Linked DNA regions of Homo sapiens: region 1 is linked to region 2. Evidence: chromatin contacts called from ENCODE Hi-C or POLR2A ChIA-PET data. All regions are on one chromosome and are shown on one strand. Each heading gives the region's core, a stretch centred on a gene start or an enhancer-like site at or near the end of the contact. The rest is flanking DNA. Distances are from core to core; before and after follow the strand shown. Region 1 has its middle 100 kb from the start of MIR5192. Region 2 holds the start of EHBP1 (EH domain binding protein 1).

The links. Hi-C counts contacts between places; a loop is a spot of excess contacts on that map. ChIA-PET counts read pairs that join two places held with the same protein, here RNA polymerase II (POLR2A). Pooled maps may share reads with other maps.
Region 1: a map of PC-9 shows a loop between it and region 2 (5-fold over the local background). The contact joins the enhancer-like site here to the promoter of EHBP1 in region 2. A Hi-C loop is called at or near these places in 4 of 168 maps with a recorded cell type or tissue (CD4-positive, alpha-beta memory T cell, CD8-positive, alpha-beta T cell, PC-9 and 1 more) and 13 of 50 pooled maps. POLR2A ChIA-PET finds 5 or more read pairs at or near these places in 1 of 52 experiments (WTC11).

What each region holds. Positions count from the first base shown.
Region 1 is chr2:62,303,275-62,308,542 of GRCh38, reverse strand. No RefSeq gene overlaps it. Among named protein-coding and RNA genes, the nearest start is that of MIR5192, 100 kb to the right of the region's middle. RefSeq lists enhancers at 1,451-1,740, 2,461-2,530, 2,571-2,640, 2,206-2,731, 2,732-3,259. Within about 2 kb of position 3,567, at least 22 of the 41 ENCODE cell types and tissues checked have a DNase peak (open chromatin) inside an H3K27ac peak, as active enhancers do; they include CD8-positive, alpha-beta T cell, PC-9 and endothelial cell of umbilical vein, where a contact is called at or near this core.
Region 2 is chr2:62,703,130-62,708,925 of GRCh38, reverse strand. It overlaps EHBP1 (EH domain binding protein 1), which reads right to left and starts at 3,213. Exons shown (of 23, transcript NM_001142616.3): 1 at 2,874-3,213; 2 at 1,631-2,029. The coding sequence starts at 1,734. RefSeq lists silencers at 2,877-2,956, 3,077-3,336 and an enhancer at 3,367-3,506.

The sequences.
Region 1 (5,268 bases), core at 2,318-4,817, 400 kb after region 2:
CAGGTGTTCCCTTTTCCTTCCTCTCTCTCAGGCCTGCTTAGGGATTAGAGGGTGGGAGAGCCAGTCAAGAGCAGGTTGCCATCCTCCAGCAGCACGGAGGTCTGTGATGGTCTGGGATGTGACAGGGACCTGTGGCTGATTTCTAACCAGCCTTCTAACCAGTTGAAGAGCTGGACCAGCTTTCTGTGCTGCAGAAAGCTGCAGCGGGGTTGACAGACAGACTTGCACTCACACCCTGGGCACATCACCTTCTGCAGACCTTATGGGCCTCACCTATAAAGCAGGGATAATAGAGCCTACCCCACAGACCTCTTCTGAGGATTCCAGATGGTACTTGGGAAAGCACCTTGCAGGGCACCTGGCATCTAGCACGCTTCTGTAAAAGCCACTCGGATGCGACATTCCTAGCCCACGTGGTTGCTCTTTGGTTTTCCTTTTCTGTAAAATGGTGATGATAAAACTACCACCTCCCAGGTTTAACATGAGCATGAGATAAGGCAGGGCACAGAGGAAACGTCGATAAAGGACAGCTACGAGGGATGTTACATGCTTTTACACTTATTATTCCTGTGAACCAAGAGTTTGGATAGCGCTCCGATCCTTGATAAAGGGCCTTTCCAACTAATCTCAGGGACCACTCCTACAAGAATCACATAAGCATGGCAACTGCTCCCTGCCTTCTACAACTTCCTGGCTGGCACAGATCAGGGACTCGCCCACAGGTCTCCTTGCTAGGCAGGCTCCTCGGCCCCTCCCTGGTGCCCTGTCAGCTCTAGGCTTTCTTGCCCCCTCATCAGGCAGTGCCTACCCACCCCTCATAGAAACCCACATGTACAGAGGGACTCAGGTTCAAGGCCTTCTCTTTTTTGGTTGCCCCGTAGATAAGCACTCATGGCATTTTAGTTTTGTAAGTTTCACAGCAGATAATTACAGGAAAACAGATAGGGGATGGTCAAAAGAGCAAATCCCAGGAAGGTGCGAAGTCCTCCCAGGCTGGTCCTGACTTTCTGGGAATAGGAAGTGTTACTCCTGAAGACTGTGGCGATTCATAGGACTTTTATATTGAACATGGGACCAGGACACCGAGAGGCAGGTCAGCCCTGGAGAAATTTCAGCCAGTGCTAGTTTCCTGTCAGGAAGGGCAGGGGAGAAATGGGCAGCTTCCACTCTTCACAAAGGATAGCAGTGAATGAACTCCACTGCTACAGAGACAAACCCCTCAGGTCCTGGCTGAAGACAGACGAGGCAGCCAGCAATCTCAGATGCCTTACCTATTTCCAGGGGACAGGGGGCTGGACACAGAGAGGAGGGTCACCAGCCTGGCACAGAGAACACAGAGAGCAGAAAACTGAGCCAAGAAGGCTGCCCCCTCCAAGTGTTTACCTGAAATATTCACAAACATGATGAGTCACAGAAAGAAAGCAGAAAAACCAGTAAGATGTGTAACCAGATTCTCTTCCACAAAGCAAGGAGAAGTTGTGGCAATAATGCCAGTGGGCACGGTGTGCTCTGCTGAGGGCCCTGCTTGAGAAACCTGTGTCTCCACCACACTTTCGGCCTCAGCTAAGGTTGAGAAGGGAAACTGACAACTGTGCCAGGGCAGGAAAGTCCCTGCAGGAAGCCTGCTGCTGGTCTGGGTTACCAGGGCAACTGGCAGCTGCTCTCTTCTCTTGAAAGAGAATGGACTTGGGAGGCCCAGATGGGCTCTGCCCTAGTAGCCCAAATAAGAAGGCTTAACCTTAGACAGCATCAAATAACATCGGAGTACGCCGCCCCCACAGCACTTCCCATGCATCCCCATCTGATTTCATCTACCTCTCAGGAGAGCCGGGTGCAGGGTGATTATAACCATTCCATTCCACAGTGGAGAAAACTGAGATCCGGAGACACTAAGTCACTTGCTTAGATTTACATGACTAAGAATTAGTTTGGATCCATCTGGGCATGGTGGCTCACACCTATAATCCCAGCACTTTGGGAGGCTGAAGTGGGCGGATCACTTGAGGTCAGGAGTCCGAGACCAGCCTGGACAACATGGTGAAATGCCATCTCTACTGAAAATACAAAAACAAAAACAAAAACAACCAACCAAACAGACAAAAAACTAGCCAGGCTGGGGGCTTATGCCTGTAATCCCAGCTACTTGGGAGGCTGAGGAAGGAGAATTGCTTGAACCCGGGAGGTGGAGGTTGCGGTGAGCCGAAATCGCACCACTGCACTCCAGCCTGGGTGACAGAGGGAGACTCTGTCTCAAAAAAAAAAAAAAAAAAAAAAAAATAGAATTAGCTTGGATCCTACCTGAGTCTTTAAACACCAAGTCTAGTGAACATCCCCCTACACAGTCTGGCTGCCGAATCAAGAGCTTGGGTTTTTTCAGTGCTCTCATATCTATGAATGCATGCATTCTGTTTGCAAAATACCAGGCATGGATCATACCCCTCTTCATCTCCCACATCAGAGATGTGAAACGGCCGTGCAAGGAGGCAGGGCTGCCACGGCAGCAGTTTGAGTGGGTAGCCAACATCTGACCGAGACTCGAATCCAGAGCTTTTTCCATGACACCAGCTGGCTGCCTTGCCCCTCACCACATCTGGAAAAAATGACTCAGGTGACAGCAGGCTAATCATGTCATCCTTGTGACTGCAGGTGCCACGTCGTTTATGAAGCACTTTAAAGTGGGAACGCTTGCCCTGGCTTTCCCCCAGGCCTTTATTAAGTAAAGGTCATGCTGTTTGTTAAGATTTGAGCACACTGGTGGCTGGCTCACAGGAAAGAGCTTCATAAGCTGTGCCTGAGATAAGGTTGCTTCTGGAGGCCTCTCTGCAGAGAAGAGCGAAGCCCACCCCCACTGCCTGGCTGGTTGGATAATAAGACTCAGAAGCTCCAGTTCTCCCTGTCCCGTCTGGCCTCTGTGAATTGTCTGACTGCACTGCCACTTTTCTCACCTGCCTGAGGTTACTGTCCCAGAACCACCTGACCGCACAAGAAAGGCGGGAGCAAAGATAGGTTCAGGCCCAGAGATGGTTTCTAGTCTCCCTCTGTGATGGTGATTTTTCTGGCTGCAAGAGGTTTCCAATCCTGTCTCCACCAATGATTCCACAACTTTCCCTCATTCTCTGTGACTCTGGATTCCAGACTCAGGGCCCCGAGGTAACCTGAAGCCTCTCATCTGGTCATTGCACTAAAACCTTGGCTAGGGCAGGTGGCTTCCTTCTATGCCCAGATCAAAGGCGTGAGCAATGCCCTCAGCAGCTTCCCCAAGGCAGTAACAGGAAATAATCCTCCTCACCAGCCCCTCCCACCCACACTGTCCCAGCAGGTGGTGTTTGCAGAGGTAGCACCAGGTAAGGCAGGTGGCAGGGGAGAGGAACTGGATTGAAACCTCAGTTGGCCTCAAGCCACCCACTGCTCCCACCTTTCTTGTGTGGCTAGGATGTTCTGTAGCACAGACCACAGGTACGTGAGAAAAGTGGCAGTCCAGTCAGACACAGAACCTGCAAAGCCACATAGGAAGGGGAGAACTGGAGCTTCTGAGTCTTATTATCCAATCAGGGAGTTGGGGTGGGATTGGTTCCTCTGCAAAGAGGCCTCCAGAAGCCAGCCTTATCTCAGGCATAGCCTTGGGAACCATTTCCTGTGAGTCAGCCGCCAGCGTGCTCACATTTTAACCATGTTGGGCAGCATTCGCAGGCCGCCTGTTGTGAGGCAAGAAGCCTCCGCTGTTCTGGAGGAAGCCCACGTGGGGTGATTCTGAGCAAAGTCATTATGGGTCCTGTTAGGAAACATTAATTGTGTTTATGGGTAGAACCGCCCCCAAACAAATTAGACACATGTTCTAAGGTGTCCATTTTTTAAAATCTTGGTTGAGGTTGCCCTTTGGCTCCTGGGTGACATGAGTGCTTTGTTGTCCAACATTTGTTCCTGGGAGATGGGGTTACCAGAGGTTGGAAGACCTGACCCTCTCCTCACCTCAGGCTGGAGGAAAGGCTGTAACGATGCGCTGGGAGGGAACAATGCTGCCTAGACGGGCCTGAGGCTCTGACAACAAAACACTCAGACTGGACACTAAGATGGTGGTTTATTTTCTCAGAGGGGAAAGGGTCAGACCACACCTTCAGGTGTGGAGGGAGGAGGGAGATTGCCCCTAACAGAAAGGGGTGTCCTCATGGTCTGTCATCCCAAGGCAGGCAAGGAAGAGTGTTGTGGGCTGGAAAGGGAGGGATTTCTTCCTCTCTCTGTGGAGAAAGGGGGCCTGTATATTGCTGTTGGTGGGAGCTAAAGTGGCCCCTGCCAAATGGAGGCCTTTGGGTACAAGACACTTCTCCTCTGGAGGCAGATGGAAATTTCTAAGGCTGCTTTCTTTATGCCCCAACTCAGTGGAACCTGTGGTCAGATGAGCTGTGGGGGGTTGGGGAGGGCAATGTCTCCTTCCCAAGGCCTGGCAGAGTCACTAAGTCGCCAGTCCCATAAGCTACAGAGGCAGAATCATGGCAGCAAGAAGAAAAGGGTAGAGTGAGAGTGAGAGATACTTTCTGGAGCTGTGCAAAGCTGTCCCTGGGAAACTTTCAGAAATACTCGGGAGGGGAACTCTATGGTTAGGTAGAGTTAGATGTAGGAAGGAAGTATAATTTCACTTTAGAGTTGGTAAAGTTTCAACATAGGTTAATTGCATATGAAACACTCATTTCAAAGATGAAATAACCAGGGGTTTGGAGGCCTGAGAAAGAGAAACCATGAGACGGGGGTCTTCTGTCTGAGAAGCAGGTGCAACCCTCTGGCGGTAGCAAAGACCCAGGAGTTCCTGGGGTCTTGCGTGGAGCCTCGACAGCACATGTGCCTGGATTTTGGGTAAGGGTGGCACAAGCGAGGCCAGAAGCACCCCTCCTTCTCCCTGGCACATCATAAGGTGATCAAAGAATAATTTTTTTGAAAAAAGTCAAAAGCTGGCAGGGTGCAGTCGCTCATCTCTGTAATCCCAGCACTTTGGGAGGCTGAGGCGGGCAGATCACCTGAGGTCAGGAGTTTGAGGCCAGCCTGGACAATAGGCTCTACTAAAAATACAAAAATTAGCCGGGCGTGGTGACGGGTGCCTGTAGTCCCAGCTACTTGGGAGGCTGAGGCAGGAGAATTGCTTGAACCTGGGAGGCAGAGGTTGCAGTGAGCCAAGATTGTGCCATTGCATTCCAGCCCGGGTGACAAGAGTGAAACTCCATCTCAAAACAAAACAAAAACAAAAAAGTCAAAAGCTAACCAGAGGCAACCACACAT
Region 2 (5,796 bases), core at 1,964-4,463:
ATATCTCACTGCATGCCCCCCAATCCTACACTTTAAACCCCATTAATATCAAACTATACTACTTGAATTTCCAGCACATCCCATGCTAGGTAAGCCTCCCATGTTTCTGCATAGGTTGTTGCTTCAGTCTAGAATGTCTTTTACGTCTTCTCCCTTGGCTTCCTGGACAACAACTATGAATCTTTCAAAACCCAGCTCAGATCCCAGGAAGCCATCCCAACAACTCATCCTCTACCCTTAAAGAATTGTTTTTCCCTCTGCGACCTCTGTACATAATAATGGCATCTATTAGGCACTATGTCCCTGACACTGTTCCAAGCATTTTAAATGTATTAACTCATTTAATCTTCACAATTACCCTCCCCATGAAGTGGCACCATTATGACCTTTATGGATATGGAAACTTGAATCACGGAGAAGTTAAATAACCCGTCCTCAAAGATACTCAACTGTATCGAGACAGATTAAAATCCTTATGTCATACATATTTATATTATTGCATCTCTCACGGTGAATTTATTCATGTGACTCTCCTTATACTGGACTGCACACTCCTTGAGGACAGGGATTATGTTGTATTCTACTCTAAATCCACAGTACCTGGTATAAAGTAGGTAATGAGTGCATGCATTTCTCAAACTGATTTTAAAATAATATTCCTAATAAGTTGAAGAGAAAAGCATTCAGAAACTAGTTCCAAATAAATATTCAAATATAAGAGTTCTAGAATAAAGCAAGCTATTTTTTTAATCTAATAAAATGGATGTTAAAAAGAAAAATTATTACAGACCTGAATTACAGTCCTTCTGGACAAAGAAATGGACTTATTTTGCAATAAGTCCATTACTGCTTAATCACTGCAGTAAATCAAGACCCAAACGACCATTTGCTTAAAATTAACTTTTTTCTCTCACTAAATAAAAAATTTTTGTTGTTTATCATTCAGGGCAATGGAAAGAAAGCCCTATATTTACTCTTCTCAAGTGGAAAAAAGCCAATCACAGACCAGCACTACTAATTGCTTCCTTAAATCTGGCCAAGAAATGTATCCCATTAGGCAATTAAAATAAAATACAGTTGCCTGAGTAAGCATTTAACAAAAGAATTTCTAAGGTTTTGTGGATGGCATTCCATTAATCAAATAATGAAAAATTCTTTATCCTAAGCAAGGAAAAATGAAAAAACAAAAATAAAATAGATTACCATCACCCCACAAGAATATAGACTTCTATATTAAAACTCTATTAAATCATATGCCTGTTATATTAAAATATACGGATTAATGCTCACAATATTTCAGTAGCCATTCTTTGTCTCCTTAAAATTACAAAAATCAAAGTTATTTTAACACTAATGATGAATAACCTCAAAACCAAATCTATTGTATTTAGTGTGCTCTCACAGTTACAGTCCTCTGAGCCATACTGAAGCGCAGTAATTAAAATCCACAGGGATGGTACTAGCAGCAACAGTGCACAGCACAGTACTTGTTAGAGTTATCTGCGCCCCACCCAGCTTCTACACACTAGTGCACTATAGAAAGGTAAATATACTATCAGAAGACCCAGAGTTTAGGCCACAGTATGCTTAGGCCACAGCACAGCAAAATCTACCTCCAGGTACATCTTACCATTTCTTCGTACACTCAACCATGAGCTCCTGGTAGGAGGCCACAAACTGGAACTTGGATGCATGTTTTCCCACACGCTGCAGTCTCTTCCAAACTGAAGCCATGATGATCAGTCAAGACACTGGAGCAGTTCTGGGTTAGCAATACAGCAGCTTTAATAATGCAGAGGGTCCAAAGCAAAGGAACTTTGCATGTATGTCTTTTAAAAACTCAACTACAACTCGAAATGATGCTTGGGGTCCATAAGTCTTCTCCCTGTTTCACAGGGTAAATCCCATCTTAGATGAATGGCCCAGTCAAGAACACTATGATATACGTGACAGGATGAGTGGGAAGGGGTTCCCTCATGGAGACATCACCATGCCACCTCAGGGGCTATATGATGGGTATTCTGGAGGGCTGAAAAGCAAAACAAAGACAAAAAGAGAAAGAATATGAGGAGAGAATCATGAGAAATGACTAACCACCCATGTTAAATAACGCTGCAAAAGACCATCCCAGTTCTCTGCATGTCTTTTAAACAATGAAACAAAACACTGACCTCAAAAGCCAGTAACATCAAGGATGCAAGACACCAAGGAAGAAATTACAATTCACACCGAAGACGTGGAGCGACACATCAGGTAGTCAGCACCAACAACAATCCAGAGAGACGGTAACTCGGGGCCCTACCTCCCCCTGTTAGCATCACTGAAGGGCGAGCAGAGCGGGAAAGTCTAGGGATGCTGTTTAATGTCCACCGCCAGAAAGAGGGAGAAGTGGAGTATTTTTTAATAAACTTTGTTTTTCAGTCGATAATTAATAGCCTCAAGTCCGACAATATGTGCTTGGAACAAATTAGGGAGCCAGGAGGAATGCTATTTTTCAGTCGGAGGGAGGAAATGGATGGGGAACGAGGAGTGGAGGGAAATCTCCAGGCAGAGAGAGGGCAATGTCCCGGCTCCAGGCCACTTGGGCTCCTTCGCTGCCAACCGGAGGGAAATGGAAACTCCTGCCTGGGGGTGAAGCAATGACCAGCGGGGCAAGTGGACTGTGCAGGGTGCGGTGCCTCCCTCCCCCATCCTCAGGGAAACAGTCCGCCGGAGCCCAGTCTCCTCACGCACGGAGCCCAGACCCCTGCCCCCCAGCGGAGACAGGCGGTGGCTCGTCCGCGGTCCCTGTCACCCAGGCGATACCAGAAGACCCCAGCCCGGACCCCGAGCCCCGGCCCCGCCGCTCGTCCACTCCCGCCCCCTCCTCACACCTCTAATCCCGCTGTCGGGCTGAGTCTGGCCCCGTTCCCTTCTCATAGCCGCTCCTCCGTCGCCGCCGCAGCAGCAGCCGCCGCCGCCACCGAGTCCTCCATCCCCGCCGGAGCCACATGGAACAGCCAAGCCAGCCACGGCGCTCGCGGTAGCCGGGATCTGCAGCCCCTCAGGCGGACGGCGCCCCTCACGCCCACCCCCTCCCTGACAGATCGCCCCGCGACCGTCCCCCACCCTACCAAGCCCTGCCAGAGCCACCGCTCAGCGCCCAGCACCCCCTCCCCCGCCTTTCTCCTCCGCCACCATCATCATTACCTCCCCCGCCGCACCTCTCACACTAACCCTACCCACGGCAGCTCAACCTCCACCGCCCCGCCGCCATTGGCCAGGCCCCGCGCGTGCCCCGCCCACCTCGGCGGCCGGGTCTTACAGCGGCTGGGGCACCTCATTGGTAGAACTGCCTGCCCATCACAGGGGCTCCGCCTTGCCCTTGCTCGGGAGGTGGTTTTTCCCCGAAGCCGGAATGCGACGCACAGGCTACCTTTTTTTTAAAAAAAAAAAGAAGGAACCGACTAAGGACGATCCCGCCCGTTCTTCTGATTGGCTTGGAGAGGGAAGCGATAGGCGGGAGGAATAGGGAGTGTTTATAGTGAACTGCAAGGTGATTGCAGAAGGTGGCTGTCCGTCAAAGGCGCCGCTGGTGCGGGGCTGGGTTTCTGGCCCCTAAGGGTGATTGCAGACCTAGAGATTGGCTTCGCTGCAGCTGTGGGCAGTGCAGCTGCCTGTGGGTTTCTCTCCTGTTCTCATCTCCGCCAGGACCTGGGCGCGCCCTCTCCTCCGCCACTGGCAACTAGGGTTTTTGCGCATAGCCTTTATTTCACCAGTTCCTCCTGGGATCTTACCTGACAACCTGAAGTAATGACCCTGTCAGGCACCCCCCGACACCCCGGCCGCTCCCCGCCCAACATAGAGTCAACTGGTCTTCAGTGGGATTGAATCAGCTGAGCTAGACACAAAATGTGTACAGTACAATTTCTTATTGTTCGGAGTCTTCAACATTTCTTTGAATCTTGGTTTCCTCTTCGCTGTCGGACTCTTTTGCCCCTAGTGAGAACTGTAGATGGATTTGGGAACAGCTAGCATATAAAAAGGGTGGTCAAAGGCAAAAAGGAGGAGGCAGAGTGAGGGCAGGGACACTCAATCTTGTTAAAAGAGCCAAGGGCCCTTTTGAGAATATGAAAGCTACAGATACTTTCTCAAGGGGGAAAAAGTGTTCTGTCTCAAAACACAAAAAATTGTTTTCAGTTTTAGGTGGTTCACAGACCCCTGGTGTGGAGAAAGAGGACAAAGAATGAAACTTCAGGGGAATCCTAGCATCTAAGGAATAAACAGAGTAAAATGGGAAAGAGACCGAGAAGGAATAATCAGAGAAGTAGGCGCATCAGCAAGCTATGGGCAGACAGTTTGGAAAAAAAAGAGAGGCAAGCTAACATAAAAAGAAAGCAAGCGGGATGGGTTCTGGAAACAAGGATCATTCAATCTTACGAAGGTTGGAAAGCAGGGTGCATGGACAAAGTAGCTTGAAAGGTGTTAGGGTCTAGGGAGGATTCTTTCAGGGACAGGAAGAGAGAGCAGTGATGGGTGAGAATTGAGTCCATCTGTAGACATTGGGGGCCAAGACAAAGTGGAGAGACATGTTGAAGAATCAAGAGAGATGGGGAGACAGATATAAGGCTTGAATCCAGTATCTAATTCAATTTCCACTTTCAATAAAGAAAATGATCTAATAATACAAGAGCACAGTGTGCATTTTACAGAAAACAGCATAGTTATCGCTTATTTTGCTAGTCAATTCTAAAATGTTAAGATAATCGTAATAATCATATTGATTCTTATTTTCTATTAAGAGTTCTCTGATGTCCTTCCTGAGTGGTTTACGAAGTCACTACAACCTACAGCCATTATGATCTCATATAATAATATATTCTGCATCTTTAGTAGGCTTTAAGTGTGTGGAGTTTTTTAATGGCTTATTTGTAGAAATGGTCATAAATTATTTTCATCCAAGTTACCCTTCAGAAACAATCCACATGATGATCAGAAGGTTTTTGCACCCTATTTATTACTGTTCTCTGGAAGTTCTCAAACTTTCTTATGTGGTCATTCTGGTTTCTTTTAACATGCTTCCCTTACTCCAAAGGGAGAGGGGGAAGAGAGAAAAAATAGAGAGACTGACTTTATTGTAAAGAAATTCCCTTAAAAGTAATAAGTTTTAAATGGTGTCTTAAAAAAAAATAAAGGAGTAGGATCCCTAGGGAATCTTCCTCAAGTTGTGGAAAATTTCAAGAGACTGATAGTTTCTTATGACAGCTCTTCTTTTTAGGGGAAATATTTGTCTTGGATGTAAACTCTTATTTTTCCTTCTAGACACCAAGGTAGCTAAGAAGAGATCAAAGTTAGAATCGTTTACTAAATGAGTGAAGGAATTAAGAACAGCTCTTGACCCTGTTCTGCCACTGACCTCATGTTCATAGGCTGTCTCCTGGAGGCCCTACAGAGCAGCTACTTCTTCCCCCTATAACATTTTAAAAAACAACCTGTATACTAACTAAATTTATTGAAGAATATTAAATATAGAATATGTTCAGCTCTTTTGGCCTGCTTTGCTGATAGTTATTGAATACCGAGTATTAATCTTTTTTTTTTCTTGAGACGGGGTTTCTCTCTGTCACTCAGGCTGGAGTGCAGCCTCACCCTCCCAGGCTCAAGCAGTCCTCCCACCTCAACCTCCCGAGTAGCTGGGACTACAGTCGCATGCTACCACGACTGGCTAATTTTTTTTTTTTTAAGGAGCAAGTCTATTAACTGATAGGCTAATTTTTCATACTTTTTGTAGAGACAGGGTTTCACCACGTTGCCCAG